2 separate regions of the Homo sapiens genome follow, and region 2 is linked to region 1. Evidence: read pairs that join two places in POLR2A ChIA-PET (ENCODE). Cell type or tissue: PC-9. All regions are shown on one strand. Each heading gives the region's core, and the rest is flanking DNA. Links, peaks and the distances in the headings are about the cores only.

The links. ChIA-PET counts read pairs that join two places held together with the same protein. Peaks named below come from ENCODE experiments on the same cell type or tissue, not always from the same donor. Only the 100,000 strongest peaks of a DNase experiment are listed, where the experiment ranks them.
Region 2: POLR2A ChIA-PET joins it to region 1 with 14 read pairs; 2 of 35 experiments call an interaction of 5 or more read pairs at or near these places.

The regions. Positions count from the first base shown.
Region 1 is chr9:130,404,993-130,415,680 of GRCh38, reverse strand. HMCN2 (hemicentin 2) reads right to left here. Exons shown (of 98, transcript NM_001291815.2): 81 at 10,622-10,688; 82 at 9,513-9,726; 83 at 7,976-8,110; 84 at 6,748-6,938; 85 at 5,029-5,110. Among named protein-coding and RNA genes, the nearest start is that of ASS1, 35 kb to the left of the region's middle. In PC-9, for the core only: no CTCF peak of the experiment used is centred there; a DNase peak (open chromatin) is centred at 7,540.
Region 2 is chr9:130,686,287-130,694,902 of GRCh38, reverse strand. EXOSC2 (exosome component 2) reads right to left here and starts at 1,123. Exons shown (of 9, transcript NM_014285.7): 1 at 990-1,123. The coding sequence starts at 1,111. RefSeq lists an enhancer at 871-1,060. In PC-9, for the core only: no CTCF peak of the experiment used is centred there; DNase peaks (open chromatin) are centred at 1,202 and 4,742; H3K4me3 peaks cover 3,471 bases; H3K27ac peaks cover 872 bases.

The sequences.
Region 1 (10,688 bases), core at 1,497-9,496:
ACCGAGGCCAACTTGAAAACTGCCTGAACTTCAAATTACTCCACAGCCACGTTTTGCTGAGATTTTCTGTTTTTTTCACTTGTTTCAAGCATGTTGACAACTGCTCACAGAAGCATCCCTGTCAGCTAGCCTGGGCAACATAGCAAGACCCCATCTCTACAAAAAATAAATAAAGTAGCCGGGCATGGTGGTATGCACCTGCAGTCCCAGCTACTTGGGAGGCTGAGAAGTGGGAGGATTGCTTGAGCCCAGGAGGTCAAGGCTGCAGTGAGCTGTGATTGTGCCATTGCACTCCAGTCTGGGTGACAGAGCAAGACCCCATCAAAAAATAAAAAGGAAATCCTTACCAGATGACTCAAACATCTGTGCTATCTCAGTTGGTGTCTGTTGAGTATCAGTTCTCATTCAAGCTGAGATTTTTCCTTGTTCCTGGTATGATAAGTGAGTTTCAGTATGATAAGATTTGGGCTCTTATTTAAATCTTCCATCTTAGCAGACCTGGAACACTGCCAGGGGAAGGAGGTGCCACTCACTTCTGCTAGATGAGAGTGGAAGTCCGGGTTCCCCACGTGGCCTCCATGGACACCCGGGAACAGGGAGGGTGCCTCATTATTGCTGGGGATCGGTGGGAGTTGGCGCTTCAAGTGGGGCTCTGCTGGCACCATCCTGGCTGGGAGGGAGAGGGGCACTGCTTATTGCTCCCCACTCGGCCTGTGTAGGCGAGGGGCTTCCCACTCAGTGGTGACAGTGGTGACAGTTCAGTCTTGGTCAGGCACAGTGGTTCATGCCTGTAATCCCACCACTTTGGGAGGCTGAGGCAGGTGGATCATTTGAGCCCAGGAGTTTGAGACTGGCTTAGGCAACATAAGGAGACCCTGTCTCTACAAAAAATAAATACATAAAAATAAAAATTAGCCGGGTGTGGTGGCACGTGCCTGCAGTCCCAGCTACTTGGGAGGCTGAGATGGGATGATCACCCGAGCCCAGGCTGCAGTGAGCCCTGATCATGTCACTGCACTCCAGCCTGGGCAACAGAGTCAGACCTTGTCTTAAAAAAAAAAAAAAAAGTCCTTATCAGATTACCTGATATCTGTACTATCTCAGTAGGCATCTGTTGTCTGCTTTCATTGAGATTTTCCTTGTTCCTGGTGTGTAAGTTGAGCTTTTCCTTGTTCCTGGTGTGTAAGTGAGTTTCAGTATTGTAAGACTCGGATTTTTATTTAAATCTTCCGTTTTTGGCAGAGCTATAAAACTGCCAAGAAAAAGTGGTGCCACTCACTTCCGCCAGGTCAGCGTGGAAGCCCAGGTTCCCTATGAGGCTTCCATGGTCAGCCCGGAACAGGGAGGGGTGCCTCATTACTGCTGAGCATGGGTGGATGGGTGGAGGCACGCCCACACCGGGCCTCTGCTGGCACTACCCTCGCTGCCCACCTGGCCACACGGGGGAGGAGCTTCCCACTCAGTAGATGACAGTGGTGACAATTCTGTCTCCTCATTAGGTGTCACCTGACAGCATCCTGCTCCAGTGTGGGGAGAGCAGTGCCTCGGTACAGGGGCGAGGGTGGAAGTTAGAGGCTCCCAGTTGGTGTGATGATGGGGCAGGGGTGTTTTTCATGGTGTTTGCCTCCCAAGTAGCTGGGATTACAGGTGTGCGCCACCATGCCCAGCTATTTTTTTTTTTTTTTTTTTGTATTTTTGGTAGAGATGGGGTTTCACCATATTGCCCAGGATGATATCAAATTCCTGAGCTCAAGCGATCTGGCTGCCTCAGTCTCCCAAAGTGCTGGGATTACAGACACGAGCCACCACACCCAGTTAGGGGTTGTTATTTACAAGTTTTCTTTCTTACTATGCTGTCCCTTTCCTAGTCCTTTGCAAGAGAGGACAGGCTCTCGTTGAGGTGCACATGCCCCCGTGTGTGTGTGTGCGTGTGTGTGCGCACGTGCACATGCGTGTGTCTGAGCCCACTGGTGGTTCCAGGTTGTTGGCTTCTCAAGTATGCGGCCCAGGATATAAGGGACAAAAAGAAACACCAGGGCATTCACCACCATGCTGCTCCTCAGGTCCCAAGATCGGTAGTCTATCCTCCTTCTTTTCTCTACTTTTCAGAGGCTCTTTATGTTTGCTTCTATATAAAGTCCAAGGTGTTTAGCTGTCCTTAGCAAGAGAAATAGGGAGAAGTGCATCTATACCATCTTGTCTGGACCACAAACCTATTCCATGCATGACAAAAACTCTCAACACACTAGGTACAAAAGGGGAACTTCCTCAGCCTGAGAAAGGGCATCCACAAAAACTCACAGCTAACATCACGCCCCATGGTGAGAGACTGACTGCTTTCCACCTAAACCAGGGAACCAGGCAAGGATGGCTGCTCTCGCTGCTTCAACTGTGTACCAGAGGGTCCAACCAAGGCAATAAGGCAAAGCAAAAAACTTCAAGGTACGCAGATTTGAAAGAAAGATAGTCAAACTGTCCCTATTCATAGATGATATGATATCAATTCAACTGTATCTCTACATATTAGCAATTACAAATCCAAAAATCAAAGAAAACAATTCCACCCAAAATAGCATCAACAATAATAAAAAGACTTAAAATCAATTTAACAAAAATATAAGACCAGTACATTCAAAACTACAAAACATCACTGAAAGAAATTCAAGATCAACATAAATGGTACTGGAACAATTGGCTATCCGTATGCAAAAAAGGAAGTTAGACCCTTACCCCACACAAAGATTAACTCAAAATGGATCACTGACCTAAATGTGAGAACTAAAACTACAAAAATCGTATAAGAAAATGTAGGGCCCAGTGGCTCCTGCCTGTAATCCGCACTTTAGGAGGCCGAGGCAGGTGGATTGCTTGAGGCCAGGAGTTCGAGACCAGCCTGGGCAACACGACGAAACCTCGTCTCTACTAAAATTACAAAAATTAGTCGGGTGTGGTGGTGCGTGCCTGTAATCCCAGCTACTTGGGAGGCTGAGGCACAAGGATTGCTTGAACCTTGGAGGTGGAAGTTGCAGTGAGCTGAGATCTTGCCACTGCACTCCAGCCTTGGCACCAGAGTGAGACTCTGTCCCAAAAATATTAAAACAAAAAAAAAAAAAGAGAAAGAAAGAAAAGAAAAGAAAAGAAAAAGACGACCTTAGATTAGGCAAAGATTTTTAAAAGGTGTAACCCCAAATACATGATTCAAAAAATACACAATGGATAAATTTGGACTTCACCAAATTTTAACACTTTTGCTCTTCAAAGTCACCATTAAGAAAATGCAAAGACAAGCCACAGACTGGGAGAAATATTTGCAAATCATGTATCTGATAAAGGGCTATATCCATGCTATGTAAAGAACTCTAGAAACTCACTAGTAAAATAAACAACTCCATTTAAGAATGAGCACAAGCCCTGGGTGCAGTGGCTCACTCCTGTAATCCCAGCACTTTGGGGGGCCAAGGCAGGTGGATCACCTGAGGTCAGAAGTTCAAGAGCAGCCTGGCCAACATGGTGAAACCCCGTTTCTACTAAAAATACAAAAATTAGCCGGGTGTGGTGGCGTGCGCCTATAATCCCAGCCACTCAGGAGGCTGAGGCAGGAGAAACGCCTGAACCCGGGAGGCGGAGGTTGCAGTGAGCAGAGATGGCACCACTGCACTCCAGCCTGAGCAACAGAGCCAGACCCTGTCTCAAAAAATATTAGTAACAATAATAGTTGTAAAAAAAATACATTACATAAAATTTATCATTGAACCATTTGTAAGTGTACACTTCAGTAGTGTTGAGTATTTGACATTGTACAATCTCCAGAACTTTTTTCTCTTGCTAAACTGAAACTCCGGACTCATTAAATTCTAACTCCCCCTTCTCCCCTCCCTGCAGCCCCTGGCAAGCTCCATACTACTTTGGGTCTCTATGCTTTTGGCCACTCTAGGCCCCTCATATAAACAGAATCATACAGTGTTTGTTTCTTTGTGACCGGCTTTTTCCACTTCGCATAATGACCTCAAGGTTCATCTATGTTGTAGCCTGTGTCAGAATTGCATTGCATTCCTTTTGTTCTTTTTTTTTTTTTTTTTTTTGAGATTGAGTCTTGCCTGTCAACCAGGCTGGAGTGCGATGGCACGATCTTGGCTCACTGCAACCTCTGCCTCCTGGGTTCAAGTGATTTTCCTGCCTCAGCCTCCTGAATGACTGGGATTACAGGCGTGCCACCACGCCCAGCTAATTTTTGTATTTTTAGTAGAGACAGGGTTTCACTATGCTGGTCAGGCTGTTCTTGAACTCCAGACCCCAGGTGATCCACCCGCCTTGGCCTCCCAAAGTGCTGGGATTACAGCTGTGAGTCACCGAGCCCAGCCCTAGAATTTCCTTCCTTTTTAAGGTTAAATAATATTGCATTGCATGAACGGGTGAATTTTATGGTATGCAAATTATAACTCAATAAAGTTTGTTGTTTTTTTTTTTAAAGAGGCAGAATCCAGGACAGTGATTATTGGGGCAGGGGGCAGTAAGCAGAGGTGGGCATGCTGGAGGCTGGGAGCCGGCACTGTCCTATTTCTTTGATCTGGTTGCTGGTTAACTGGGTGGGTTCGCATTGTAAAAATTCATGAGCTCTGCACTTAGGATCCTGGCTCTTCTCCACAGGTGTTCATCTTCAATAAAACATTTTCTACAGAATCCCTATTGAGACAACTTCACAGTGTTATTCTGAGGCTCAAACAGCGCCTGGTAAACTACGAGCTGCTTGGCACATGCGAGAGCTGTCGCGGTGATCTTGACGGCTGGTCTGAGTTTTAAATGCCCAGCTCCCCCAGGCCCAGGTTGCCAGGTTTTCTTTAGCTCAGTCCTGAGTCTCAGTCACCCCACATTTGGGAAACATTTGGTAGGATTCAGTGTGTGTTCCAAGTAAGTATTAATGAAAGAATTCCAAGTCCCAGCCCTGCCGTCTGCCCTCTAGGCTGCACACGCCACCGCTGTCCCCGAGCACACTTCCCACGTCCCCACTCTGCTGAGGCCGAGACTCACTCTGCAGGACGAGGATCACCACTTTCTTCGCCACGCCCATCTCATTCTCTGCCAGGCACTGGTACCGTCCCGCATCGTCCCTCTGCAAGTGGGCACAGGAGAGGAGGCATGGTGCTCAGAGAAGAAGATGAGTGGCTCAGACAGTTGGGTAGGGGACTGAGGGCAGCCAGCCAGCAAGGGGCTTAGGCTGTGAACCAGCCAGGGGCACCTGATCCCCCGCAGAGCATCAGAAGGGCCTCTGTGACCACTTGTCAGCAGACATGCAAAGAGAATCCAGCCCCTTTTCACACCCGAAAACAGGGGGCTGTGACTACGGTCCTTGTTGCCTTAGGTGGAACAACTTGCTGGAAAAGCATGGTGTAGATCCACCTCTTCCAAACTGTGTACGTTGAAATCTTACTGTCCCATGGCACATTATTTGAGACTCCTTGGAGAACAGGGTTCCATGGTCAAGTAAGTTTGGGAGACATTGAGTTGACAACATGTTATGGTACTTTGGAAATCAATAACTATAGGAAAACAAGAACATGAGACACCTCTGTTGTATGAACAGGATGGCAGTCTGAACTGCAGGACCTCTCAGGGCATTTATTGTGCCAGTGTGCAAAGTGAGTCTTCCAGAAGGGAGATCGTTTGCAGCGTTTCCCTAACAGGTGACCCATGGATATGTGATGGAACTCAGGTGGCGCGCTGGCTCACATCACTTCTGAGTGGCAGCGCCACCATCAGATGGGCCTGGGGCAGCCTGAGGCCACGTCCACTCCCAGAAGATGGTATCTGGGGGGCCACACCCAAGGGACTGGGGGGGATAGCATGGCACAAAGTTAAGAGTGTAGGTTTGGAGGTCAGACCAACATGGGACTGAATCCCAGCCCCACTGCTTACTGCCCTCAGCCCATTACTTAGGACATTTTCATGCCTCTGGAGCCTCAGTTACCCCTTCTGTAAAATGGGAGTGATAACTGCTAGGATCTTATAAGCATCACATGGAATAATGCTTGCTAAGTGCAAGGCCCCGTGCCTGGCCCACAGTTAGTACTTGGGTAACAGGAGCCATTATTACCACTGCTCTTACTACTGCTCTTATTACTAGTCCTATTATCATTACTACCCAGAGAAAGGCTCCCAAATGGGTGAGATCAAGGCCCCTAAGATGAACTTGAGTCAGGACTGACTTGGGGATTTCTGCACAATCACCAGAACTTGAGACACAAAAGGGAAGTTGAGAGGGGCTGCCCCAGGGCCCAAGGCTTTGGAAACAGCACGGGGCCTGAGGCAGGAGACCTGGGGGTGGGGGCGCTGCCTCCTGCACTTATTGGTTGTGGGCCTCTCTGAACTTCAGTGTCTTCGTCTGTAAATAGGGAGCACTATTACCTGCCTACCCTACCCCCTGAGGTTGTTAATAACAACATTTTGGAGGCATTACCCACAGATCACTCTTAAATAATGGGTATGAGACATCTCACTGATTTCTAATTACAATCCTATGAGGTAGAACTAATTCGCTCCATTGAATGGGTGGATGACGGAGGAATGGAAAAGCCCAGTTGGCTGGAGGTCAATATTGGTGGTAGTGGGAGGATATCTGAGGAATGGGCAGGGAGGTGCTTTGTACACTGCAGAAGCAGAGGGGGCAATAGGAAGAACCCTCTTGAACAATCTGAAAAAGCGTAGAGTTGTCCTCAGTGGCCCCACCCAAGGTGCCAGGCCCCGCCTTGCCTCAGTCCTGCGGATGGTCAGCGAGCCATTCTGCAGCTGGTGCCGGAGGTGGCTGCCCCGCAGTGGAAGGCCATCTTTGATCCAGTGGATGTCCGGCACTGGGTCTCCACGCACCACACAGTCTAGCTGAATGCTGCCTCCTACAGGTTCCACCAGGTAGGAGAAAGCCTCCCCTTGTAGGACAGGAGCCTCTGCATGGGGTGACATCGAGCAAGTTGTCAGAAAAGAGGTTGCCTGCTGGCTCAGCCTCCCATAAACCCCAAAGGACTGCCCAACTCCTGCCTCCAGGGGCCTCCAGAGGCTTCTGCTAGCACAGCATGGTTGTGTTTAGTCAGTGCATCAGGGACAGCAAACAGTGTTCATGTCATGGGTCAAGTCACAAAGACTGGCAAAGACTTTCCAAGAACTGTGCTGAGAAGCATTTGAAGCTGAATGAGAATGGTGCTGTGATTGATTAGTGATGCCTGAGATGGGCACAGGCAGGAAGGCAGTGTTACGCGTGTCATATACTCTCTTTCACAGATGGATTACACTAGCAGCGGAGTACCTGCCAGGTACTTTGGAAATCAATAACTATAAAAAAACAAGAACCCTAGACACCTCTGTTGTACAAAGCAACGCTATGAGATTCATGCTAATCTCAAAACACTCTTCGATGCTCTGGACTGGCTTATATCCTTCCTGGTTTCCTGAGGTTGGATCTACCAAAAGCTGCAGTTCTCTTTTGGTGCCTGGGGCTGTTCATTCCCCCCATCCAGCCCCACCCATCCTGAGGTTGTGCAAACTAAGACACGTTGTCACCGAGGGCTCCTGTGCTACTCCTGGTGGATGAGTAGGTCATAGGGGACAACTGGCTGGCTGGCAAGCTTCTGGCATTTTTCTGCCAGGATGCCCTGGCCTCCATGCTCTCCTCCAACCCTGGCACCATCCAGCTGCAGGTAGTGCTGTAGGGCAATTGGTCAGATTCCAATTCTACCTGCAGCCAGGGTCGTCTTGGGAGTGTCAAAAATACCGATGCCTAGGCCTCACCCCAGAGAGGCTGGTTTACAGAGTTGGAAGTAGAACTTGGACTTCAGAATTTAAAGTCCCCCAGGGGATTCTAACATGCAGCCAGGGTGGGGAACCACTAGTTCAGAGGACAGGAGGCTGGGTTCTTAGGAAACCAATAGATTGGGTCCCAATAGACTGGAGGTCTTGAGAGAGAAGCCACCTGGGGAATGTGCCCTACCCTTCACGTGGACGAAGCTGACCGCCTGCGTGCGGCCCACTCTGTTCTCCGCCCAGCAGACATAGGTCCCGCTGTCTTCTCTGGAGACAGCGGCCCGCTGCAGCGTGCTGCCTCCATCCTGCTCAGACACCCCTTCTGTGGTGGAGAAAGAGAAGTCGGGTGCAGGGAACTCCTGCCCTAAACACTTCCCTGGTGCCTGGGTACCTGCAGGAACTTAATAAAAATGCAGAAACAGATGGGAGTCCCGGGTGAAGGTTGATCAAATCAGACACGTTCCTGGGAGGCACAGGCCACACTGGAGGCTGCGGTTAATGAACCTGCCTTCTACCATCTTCCAGTGCACACTGTGTGTTTGATAAACGGTCAAGGGCAGGTTTTTGGGGGCCTCTCAGCACAGGACACTTACTGAAACACTGCCATGATTTCTAGAGAGAAGGTTTCTTTTTTTTTTTTCTTTGAGACAGTTTCACTCTTGTTGCCCAGGCTGGAGTGCAATGACGCAATCTCAGCTCATTGCAACCTCCACCTCCCAGGTTCAACCGATTCTCCTACCTTAGCCTCCCATGTAGCTGGGATTACAGGCATGTGCCACCACGCTCAGCTAATTGTGTATTTTTAGTAGAGATGGGGTTTCACCATGTTGGCCAGGCTGGTCTCGAACTCCTGACCTCAGGTGATCCACCTGCCTTGGCCTCCCAAAGTGCTGGGATTACAGGCGTGAGCCACCGCGCCCAGCCGAGAGAAGGATTCTAATAATGAACTTTTCCTTTGGGGTGGGCCATCACCTCTAGGAGAGGAATACAGACAAGCAGTACCATCAATTGGGCATCTACTCCGGGCCAGGCCTGTGCCGAGCACGGCCCCTCCATTGTCATTCTGTCCTCAGGACCCCTGGTTATGTCCATTTGACAGATGGAGAGCGGCGCTCAGACAGGCTGAACTATTATACCTGCCCAAGGTCCCTCCCCAGGAAGTGGTGGAGCCGAGCAAAGCCTTCACCACAGGTGAGCACGGGTATTCCACACCTGGGGACTCAGAGTTAGGAATGTGTGATGTCATATCCTAATGTAGGAAAGTATCATTTTGCAGTGGAGGGGACTTAGCAATTTATCAATTCAGCAAACATTGAGTACCCAGCAGGTACTCCACAGGCCCTGTGTCTCCCTAGACATCACCTGGGTTTCCGGTAGGAGGACAGAGTCCCCACGGGCCCCCAGCAAAAGGGGTTTGCTGAGGGTCCCACAATGGGAGCAGCAGCTCTGGACTAGAACACAGGCCTCCCCTTCCTGGCCCTGAGGTCTCTGGGTTGAGTCTTCTCAGGTGGCCTCTTGCCAGCTCTGATATATGGCTTGTCACATATGGCCACAGCTGGGTTTGCCCTGTCCCCCTACATAGGGCCACGTTGGAAGACCCAGAACCAACAGGGCTGGCTGACAACCTCTTCCTTTCCACTAGGTTGGGTCTCCCCACCTGCCCTCCCTTCTTAACCTCCCGGTGTCCTGGCTCTCTGTCCCACCCATGCCCAGCAGACCCAGACCTGTGACTGGCCGGTCGTTGACAGTCCAGCCAATGCGAGGGGTGGGGCTGCCCCGGGCTGCACAGCGAAGCCACAGCCTGTCCCCAAGGCGCAGGCTGCGGTCCCCAGGCAGGGTGGTGAACACAGGCAGTACCAGGATGGTGAGGTGCACGCGGCGGCGGGCCCGGCCCACGGCGTTCTCAGCGGTACAGGTATAGGTGCCTGCGTCCTGGCCCTGTGAGCAAAGAAAGGGGTTGGCCGGAGAACTGCCCCACCTCGGCATAGGTCAGGATGCCCCTGACCCTTGAAGGTTCTCATGGAGCATCCAGCCCAGAGAGGGGAAGTGACTTGCCCAAGGTCACACAGCTAGCAAACGGGTCAGCATCACCACCGTGCCCCTGCCCAGCCCTGCAGCATTCACATGCTCTACTGCTTCATAACCCCAGCCCTGACTGCATGATCGCAATAGCCAGTGTTTACCAAACACCTACTGTGTGCTGCCCTGTCCTCAGAACTTGACCTGCACTGCAGGCCTTGCTTTTGGTGCCCTGATAGAGGGCCCAACAGGGGCTCCAAGAGGAGGAGTTTTATGGTGCATTCAAGCAGGGCCGGTGCGCTCACCACTGCACCCCCAGGCTCCCTGGGTGGCCGGGTCCAATGCCTCTGACCCCTCTAGGTGTGTCCACTGAACCCATCTGGAGAGGGTCTCATCATAAAATTGCAGAATCTGATGAGTGCTGAGGGGAAGGAGGTTGGGGGTCCCACCCATACCCCTGGCTCAACACTCCCCAAAACCCAGAGGACGGTTAATGCCAACGCATGGTTGACAACAACTGGGTAGACTTTCAGGACACAAAGTCATCACCGTATCCCTGAGCCCTAGTCCGAGTTCCCTCCCTTCCCCAGGAGCTGGCTACCGAGGTCCAGGTTCAAATTTGGGTTCTGCCTCTTGGCAATGGTGGACAACTAGGTACACTTTGAGCCTCAGTTCTGGCTGTCTGTACCCGGGATGGTGACACTGATTTCCCCAGGCTCCCAGGGTTAAAGGCTGCATAGTGCTCAGCGCAGAGCATGACAAACAGGGGTCTCAGCCATTATTCCCTGCTGTGCCCCTTGGGGCAGTGCCTCACCTCCAAGTTCTTCACCAGCAACTCCCCAGAAGGCTGGATGGTGAACTTCCCCTCGGCGCCCGACACA
Region 2 (8,616 bases), core at 1-8,000, 280 kb before region 1:
CCTGTCTCTACTAAAAAAAAAAAAAACCAAAAATTAGCTAGGCATGGTGGCGTGCACCTGTAATCCCAGCTACTCAGGAGGCTGAGGCAGGAGAATCACTTGAACCCAGGAGGCAGAGGTTGCAGTGAGCCGAGATCGCACGACTGATCTAAGACAGACTCCGTCTCAAAAAAGAAAAAAAAATTTCCTGGTATCCACTAACCTTAAACTAACAGGTTAAAGGGCAATGCTATGAATGCTGTGCCCCTTGTACATATACAAGTAAAAAAATAATAATAATAAAGGTTGAAACACTAGTGTTATCTATGATGATATAATGGCTGGTTTTACTTCTTTTCTTACATAATTGTCTCATTTAATCCTCATTACCGTATCATACTGTTATTATCACTATCTTACAGATGAGGAAACTGACCGTGGAGAGGCAATGCCGCTAATAAGATGTGATGGTAGCAGGACCGGAACCCCAACTGTCTGACTCAAGAGCCTTCCCTCTTAACCACAATACACTGCACTACACCCCTTAGATTCAAAATGTGTATAAATGGGTGCATGCAGCACAATGTAACTGTTTGCCCTAAGATCGAACAATTACGGATTCTAAACTGAAGAGGAGGCAGCCAAGAACGCCCACCGTCCCCTCAGAGAGCTGAAAACTGGAAAAGAGCCTGCACCTAACCCTCCCCAGCTTTCCAGGTCTCCCACAAGGAAGGATCAAAGATTTGGACTTCAGGCAGAAGACCCAAAAGTCACAGCCACCGGAGGTCAGGAGTGGAGGGTTTCAGGGAGCTGAGACAAATGCAGACGGGGACACACAAGATGCAGGGAGCAAGAAGCACGAGGCTCGGAAGCGAGGTGTGTAGGATGCTCAGACGAAGTGCCCTGGGTCCCGCGGGGAGTTACACACACAGGGATACGAGGCCTGGACCACGTGCAGAGAGCCCTGAAGCCGCTCTCTGAAGCCTCGACTCCCCCAAGTCCCCACGTACCGCATGAATCCTGTGTCCGTAGTGATTGTATCCCCCGGCACCACTAGATGTTTCTTAGTGTCGCGGCCCAGTCTCTCGCTAAGAGGCTTGCGAGCCACTGGAAGCCTCATCTCCATCGCCATCTTGGCGCCAATGAGTTGCGCAGGCGCAGCTCAGTCGGGAGCTGCGATATCCGACTCCACAACTCCAGGCCGCGTTCGGAGGGGCGGGGAAGGGCGGGGACTCAGAGCAGCTGCCAATGAGAACTCACGGCCTAGAGGCCATGTTTACAATTGGCAACAATAAGGCGAACCCGAAGGGAAGGGAGCCGAGCTGCCATGTCTACTATTGGCAAGGAAGCACCCGTGGAATAATAAAATCTCACGTTGTGTGGCGTGTGACTTTTTACCAAAACTGTCTTGTACTCATCATCCCATTTATTGTTTACCAGGGTTAGAGATAATTGAGAAACGGACCTCTGAGTTTCTGTCCAATTCTAAGCTGCTGAAATCCGATATTTTGTAAGAGAGAGCTCAGGAGGATGGAGAGATGGGATCTACAGAAAACACTATTTGAACAGAAAGAAGAGCCCCTTTCCACACGGTTCCCAGTAGCGCCAGGATTCTACATTGCGGCCGCCCCGTGGGTGCTGGCTCAACATCATCATCTATAACCCCAAACCGGGCTCCAGATACTTCTCACTTGGTTCTGTCCTTTCATAAGGACTCCTTTGAACAAGCTAATTTACTCCAATATTTCTTTTGGAAACAAGTTAAAAATCGTCTAAGAAAACAGGTCAAACCTTGCAAGCCAGGTATATTTGGTAGGGAAGGGAAGAGCACACACAATGCGAAGATCTTGGCTTGCATTTAGTTACACAGCGAGTTGAGCGCTCTCTGTGTGCCAGGCGCTGTTCTAAGGACTCAGCGGGGAACAGACGGATGTCTCTGTGGGTTTTTCTGCGGCTCCGTTTTAATAGGAGGGTACCCCTCGCCCCTTCTCCCCGTCCCCCACTACCCTCTCCCTCTCCTTGCCCTGCATTCACAAGAAACTAATTGGGGATGGTAACTCCCCATGCACAGGGACTCTAAAGACGATTAAATGAAATCATTGGCATCAGCTGTGGTCAGTAAAGCCGGTAAACCAAGTCCGCCTCCTGAAGAAAGATCCATCGAGCCAATTGTTTTATAAATCTCCAAAGCGACAGCATTTCTTCCACTTAAGCAAGTCTCACGACCACACTTAAGAAAGCCAGCCCTGCCAGGCAGTCGATGACATGAATGCTAGTGCCCCGAGGCCCTGGGTAAGCGGGCTGCCAGACCCTCGCCCTCTGCCGTGCCTGGAGGAAGGCACTAGAGCCCAGCCCCTCGGTCCAGTCCTGCCGCGGCCATAAGAGGGCGATGGTGTCCTCTGAGCTCGCGTAGCCCGGCAGCCGGGGAGCCAGGCCCAGCGAGCGGCCCTAGGCGGAGCGAGAGTGTAGGCCTGACACCATCCAAGTTCTTCCCGGGAGGGAGAGACGTCGCCTTTACCCCGCGCATTCTCACAGCGTTCACAAGGTTGGCATTGTGGATACCAGTTTATGGAGGAGGAAATCGAGGCCCCAAAAGGAATGGAATTCACATTAGCAGATGGCTGCAAAGCCGATGTGTGTTCCAACTGCACGCGATTTACCCCAGAGCCTGCACCCTTTACCAGAAATAGCCCGAGTGCTTCGGCTGGTCCTTTGCTGAGTGCTTTACAAATACTATGTTATGTATTCCTCACTTTCAGCCCATCTTCGAGATAGGCATTGCTATCCCTGATGATCACTTGGGGCCACCGAGCCCCCCAAACAGACCCGTAACTGGGACTAGAATCCAAAACGACAGGGACTCCCCCTCTCCCATCCCCAGTGCTCCTCTTTCTGCATCATCACACGCACCTTTTTTTATTTTTATTTTTTTCGAGACAGAGTCTTTGTCACCCAGGCTGGAGTACAATGACACGATTATGGCTTACTGCAGCCTCGTCCTCCTGGGCTCAGGTAATCCTACCACCTCAGCCTCTTGAATAGCTTGGACTACAGGCACATGCCACCAGGCTCGGCTAATTTTTTGTATTTGTCTTGTGAAGACAGGGTTTCACCGTGTTGCCCAACCTGATCTCGAACTCCTAAACTCAAGTGATCCGCCCACCTTGGCCTCCCAAAGTGCTGGGATTACAGGCATGAGCCACCAAGCCCGGCCACACTTACCCCTTTACGACCAGTAGACAAGTGGGTACCCGGAGACGAAGCAGCACATCCCAGGGGGCTTGTAAAAAGTATAGATTCCTTAGGCATTGAGGCTGTAAACCCCGAATATCTGAGACAGGTCTCAGTTAATTTAGAAAGTTTATTTCACCAAGATTGAGGATGTGCCTGTGGCACAAGCTCAGGAGGTCCTGACAACCTGTGCCCAAGGTGGTCGGAGCGCAGTTTGGTTTTATACATTTTGGGGAGACATGAGGCATCAATCAACATATGTGAGATGAATATTGGTTCGGTCTGGAAAGGCTGGACAACTCGAAGCTGGGAAGGGGCTTCCTGGTGATAGGTAGATAAGAAACAAATGGTTGAGGCCAGGCGCGGTGGCTCACGCCTGTAATCCCAGCACTTTGGGAGGCCGAGGTGGGCGGATCACGAGGTCAGGAGATCGAGACTACCCTGGCTAACACGGTGAAACCCCGTCTCTACTAAAAATACAAAAAAAAAAAAAAAAAAAAAATTAGCCGGGTATGGTGGCTGGTGCCTGTAGTCCCAGTTACTCGGGAGGCTGAGGCAGGAGAATGGCTTCAACCCGGGACGCGGAGTTTGCAGTGAGCCGAGATCGCACCGCTGTACTCCAGCCTGGGCGACAGAGTGAGACTCCGTCTCAAAAAAAAAAAAAAAAAAAAAGAAAGAAAAAAGAAACAAATGGTTGCATTTTTTGTATTTTTAGTTTCTGATTAGCGTCTCCAAAGGAGGCAATCAGGTATGCATTTATCTCAGTGAGCAGAGGGGTGACTTTGAATAGAACGGGAGGCAGGTTTGCCCTAAGCAGTTCCCAGCTTGACTTACTTTTCCCTTTAGCTTAGTGATTTTGGGGCCCCAAGATTTATTTGCCTTTCACAAGGCTCTGCAAAGGTAAGGTCCAGAAGTCTGTGCGTGTTTTAACTCCCTATGTAATTTCAATGGCGGAAAAGGTCTAAGATTCACTGATGCCACACATCTGTGCATCTCCGCAGCCACTGCCCCAGGCTGATCAACGGCATCTCTTACCAGGGAGATAACCTCCTAGCTTGTCTTCCTAATTCTACTTTTGTCCTTCCTATCATCCAATCTCCGCACAGCAGCCAGAGAGAGCTTTAAAAACAGATTAAATCACTTCTCTGCTTCCAGCACTTCTTGACTCCTGCCTGTCTCTGACCTCACGCTCGTCCTAACCCACTGCGTTACTCACTATGCTGCAGCCGGACTGTTAACGGTGGAGGGTGCCCAGCTTCTCGGCGTCTTGGACAAAACATACAGACAAAACAAGGAAAGAATAAAGCAACAAAAGCAGAGATTTATTGAAAACGAAAGTACACTCTACAGGGCAAGAACAGCTCAAGCAAAGAAACTCAACAGGCTCCTTACAGAAGTTTCTGGGGTTTAAATACCCTCTAAAGGTTTCCCATTGGTTATTTGGTGTACGCCCTGTGTAAATGAAGGAGTGGCCCGTGATCAGTCTGATTGGTTGTGGAAAGTGGCCAATCAGAGGCTGAAGTTAAAAGTTACACCCTACGCCAATGTCTGATTGGCTGTGGAAAGTTATCAATCAGAGGCTGAAGTGAAGTTACAAAGTTATACTCCCATGCAAATGAAGACTTGGCCACCTACCAGCCTGACTGGTAGTGGGAAGGGAGCAATCAGAGGTACTTTCAGTTTTTCATCTGCACACAGAAAAGCTGGGATTGCAAAGGGAGTAGCCTCTGGTCCTTTGGTTACTTGGACGTGGAAAGTTGGGGTTTTCCTTTTGATTTAGTTCTAGAAAGTCAGTGTGAATCAGCCTTATGTTCCCTGCCTCCAGACCCTATTCTCCTGCCTCAAGACTAGCTGGCTTCCCCTCGGTTCCACAGCACCAAGCTTCTCATCACTCCAGGGCCCTTCACTCTGGTCTCTTTCTGCATGAATTCTCTTCTCCCAGGCTTTTGTGTGGCTGGCTCCTTCTCCTCACTCATGGCTTGCTCAAACATCACCTCCTCAGAGAAGACTTCCCTGATCACCTTATCTGGAATAACTTTCCAGTCCTTTTTTTTAATCCCTTGATCCTGTTTTACTTCTTGTCACTGATTTTTCTTTTTCTTTTCTTTTCTTTCTTTTTTGAGAGAGAGACTTGGTCTTGTCACCCAGGCTGGAGTGCAATGGCGCGATCTCAGCTCACTGCAACCTCTGCCTCCTGGGTTAAAGAGATTCTCCTGCCTCAGCCTCCGGAGTAGCTGGGATTACAGGAACCCATCACCACGCCCAGCTAATTTTTGTATTTTTAGGAAATACGGGGTTTCACCATGTTGGCCAGGCTTGTTTCAATCTCCTGACCTGAAGTGATCTGCCCACCTTGGCCTCCCACAGTGCTGGGATTACAGGTGTGAGCCACCATGCCTGGGCTTCAATTTTCTTTCTTTTTTTTTTTTTTTTTGTTCATTGATTGCAGTCTCCCCCCACTAGAACATGCATTGCTGAAAACAGGGACTTTATCTATTCTGTTCATCATATATCAATGCTTAGATCCAGGCCTGGCACACAGGGCAGCCATAAAATATTTGTTGAAAAAAATACAATATATTTACAAAATACAGATTTGCTTGTCTGCTCATCGCCTGTCTTCCCACAGGATATGAGCCCCACCAATACCCAGACTGTCCATTTGGTTCACTGCCCATTTCGTATATATGCTTGATATATAGTAGGCCCTTGTATTAAGCATGCATTTGCTCTTTTTTTTTTTTTTTTTTTTTTTTTTGAGACGGAATCCTGCTCTGTCGCCCAGGCTAGAGTGCAATAGTGTGGTCTCTGCTCACTGCAACCTCTGCCTCCTGGGCTCAAGCGATTCTCCTCTTGAACCTACTGCAGCCTCCTGAGTAGCTGGGATTTTAGGCACCTGCCACCACGCCTGGCTAATTTCTGTATTTTTAGTAGAGACGGGGTTTCACCATGTTGGCCAGGCTGTTCTCGAACTCCTAACCTGGTGATCCACCCGCCTCGGCCTCCCAAAGTGCTGGGATTACAGGTATGAGCCACTGTGCCCAGAGCCTTTGCTTTTCTGTACTCAGATGCTTTGAGATCTTGGGGACTTGCTCTTCCCAGAGGGACTGCCCCAACCAGGGTTAACTGGTTCCTGGAGATAGTGAAGAACTCACCCAGGAGGTCCCTTGCAAATGCATGCCACCCAATCCAGAGCCCACACCCACAAACACCTCCTTTATTAGGCTCTCTTACTCAGGGCCAGTATCCAACTGCCCTGATCATCCCAAGGCCAGACACCAGACAGCTAGGGAAAGCCCTTATATAAACCCCAGCACCTACTGCAGTTATTCAAACCAACCAATCCTAAGGCTGCTTACCTTGCCTCACCCATTCCTTCCCATGGAAACCACAATAAAGGCTCTTGCTCATGTTTACCCCTCCTTCCCTCTGCCTCCTGACCAACCCGGTGCTTTCCTGTGCGGCTCTGCATGGCGCACCCTGCCTCTTGTTTCTAGAACAAAGATTTCCATGTTGGCATACCATGTCAGATTTCAGGACCCTTGAAACAGCTCTCTGCTGGGCGCAGTGGCTCACGTCTGTAATCCCAGCTCTGTAGGAGGCTGGGTGGGTGGATCACTTGAGGTCAGGAGTTCAAGACCAGCCTGGCCAACATGGTGAAACACTATCTCTACTAAAAATACAAAAATTAGCCGGGCATGGTGGCAGGTGCCTGTAATCTCAGCTACTCAAGGGGCTGAGACAGGAGAATTGCTTGAACCTGGGAGGTGGAGGTTGCAGTGAGCCGAGATTGTGCCATTCCACTCAAGCCTGGTTGACAGAGTGAGACTCCATTAAAACAAACAAACAAACAACAACAACAACAACAAATCTCTCAGTAAATCTCTGTTGAATTGATGAATAAACTTTTTCAGCAGGCATTTGCTGGGCACCAGCTATGTGCTGTGGGACCACAGAGCTGGATCATTTGAGGCCCCAGTCATCAAAGTGCTAAGATGTTCAAAGATGGGGAAGGGAGAGGGAGGACAGACAGAAAAGCTTGCCTGACAGAGGAAGCATTTGAATGAGCCTTGAAATGAGGGAACCATGGACCCTGAGGAGTTGGGGTGGGGAACAGGTGAACTCCAGGTGAAAGTAACTGGCAAGGAAATTCTGAAAAACATGAAAACAGAGGCAGCAGGGACTCTCTAGCCCAAAACTCTTGGTTCAATCCTCATCTACCTACTGGGTTCACCTCGTGTTCCATTGAAATAGTAAAATGGTAAAAATAACTGCATAAACCTTTTTTTTTTTTTTTTTTTGAGACAGAGTCTCGCTGGAGTACAATGGTGCGATCTTGGCGCACTGCAACTTCCACTTCCCAGGCTCAAGTGATTCTTGTGCCTCAGCCTCCCAAGTAGGTGGGATTATAGGCGCCTGCCACCACGCCCAGCTAATTTTTATATTTTCAGTAGAGCTGGGGTTTCCCCATGTTGGCCAGGCTGGTGTCGAACTCCCAGCCTCAAGTGATCCGCCCACCTGTGCCTCCCAAAGTGCTGGGACTATAGGCGTGAACCACTACGCCTGGCCAACTGCATAAACTTTCTAAGCAGAGACGTGCACACAGATTTCAGCCTAAGGATGCTCATCAAAGCATCACTTGTTCTGAAAGTATTAGAAACAGTGTCAATGTCTATGGTCATATTAAGCATGTCCCTGAATATTTTCATACTTCTTCAATCAAGAAGTGGGGTCTGGCCAGGAGTGGTGGCTCAGGCCTGTAATCCCAGCACTTTGGGAGGCTGAGGCCTGTGGATCACTTGAGGTCGGGAGCTCGAGACCAGCCTCACCAACATGGTAAAACCCCGTCTCTACTAAAAACACAAAATTAGCCAGGTGTGGTGGCAGGCGCCTGTAATCCCAGCTACTCGGGAGGCTGAGGCAGGAGAATTGCTCGAACCCAGGAGGCAGAGGTTGCAGTGAGCCGAGATTGTGCCACTGCACCGCAGCCTGGGCAAGAAGAGCAAAACTCCGTATTAAAAAAAAAAAAAAAAAAAAAAAGAAGTGGGTTCTGTGCATCCTCTCCTGCCACAGGACAGGATTCTGACTGCTTTGATGGACAGCATATGTCAGAAATGCCTCTGTGTGACTTCAAAAGCTAGGTCAGAATAGACCATGCCACTTCCTCCTGGTTCTCCTTTTTTTTTTTTTTTTTTTTTTTTTTTTGAGACAGAGTCTCACTCTGTAGCCCAGGCTGGAGTGCAGTGGCCTGATCTCAGCTCACTGCAAGCTCCACCTCCCAGATTCATGCCATTCTCCTGCCTCAGCCTCCTGAGTAGCTGGGACTACAGGCACCCGCCACCACGCCTGGCTAATTGTTTGTGTTTTTAGTAGAGATGGGGTTTCACCATGTTAGCCAGAATGGTC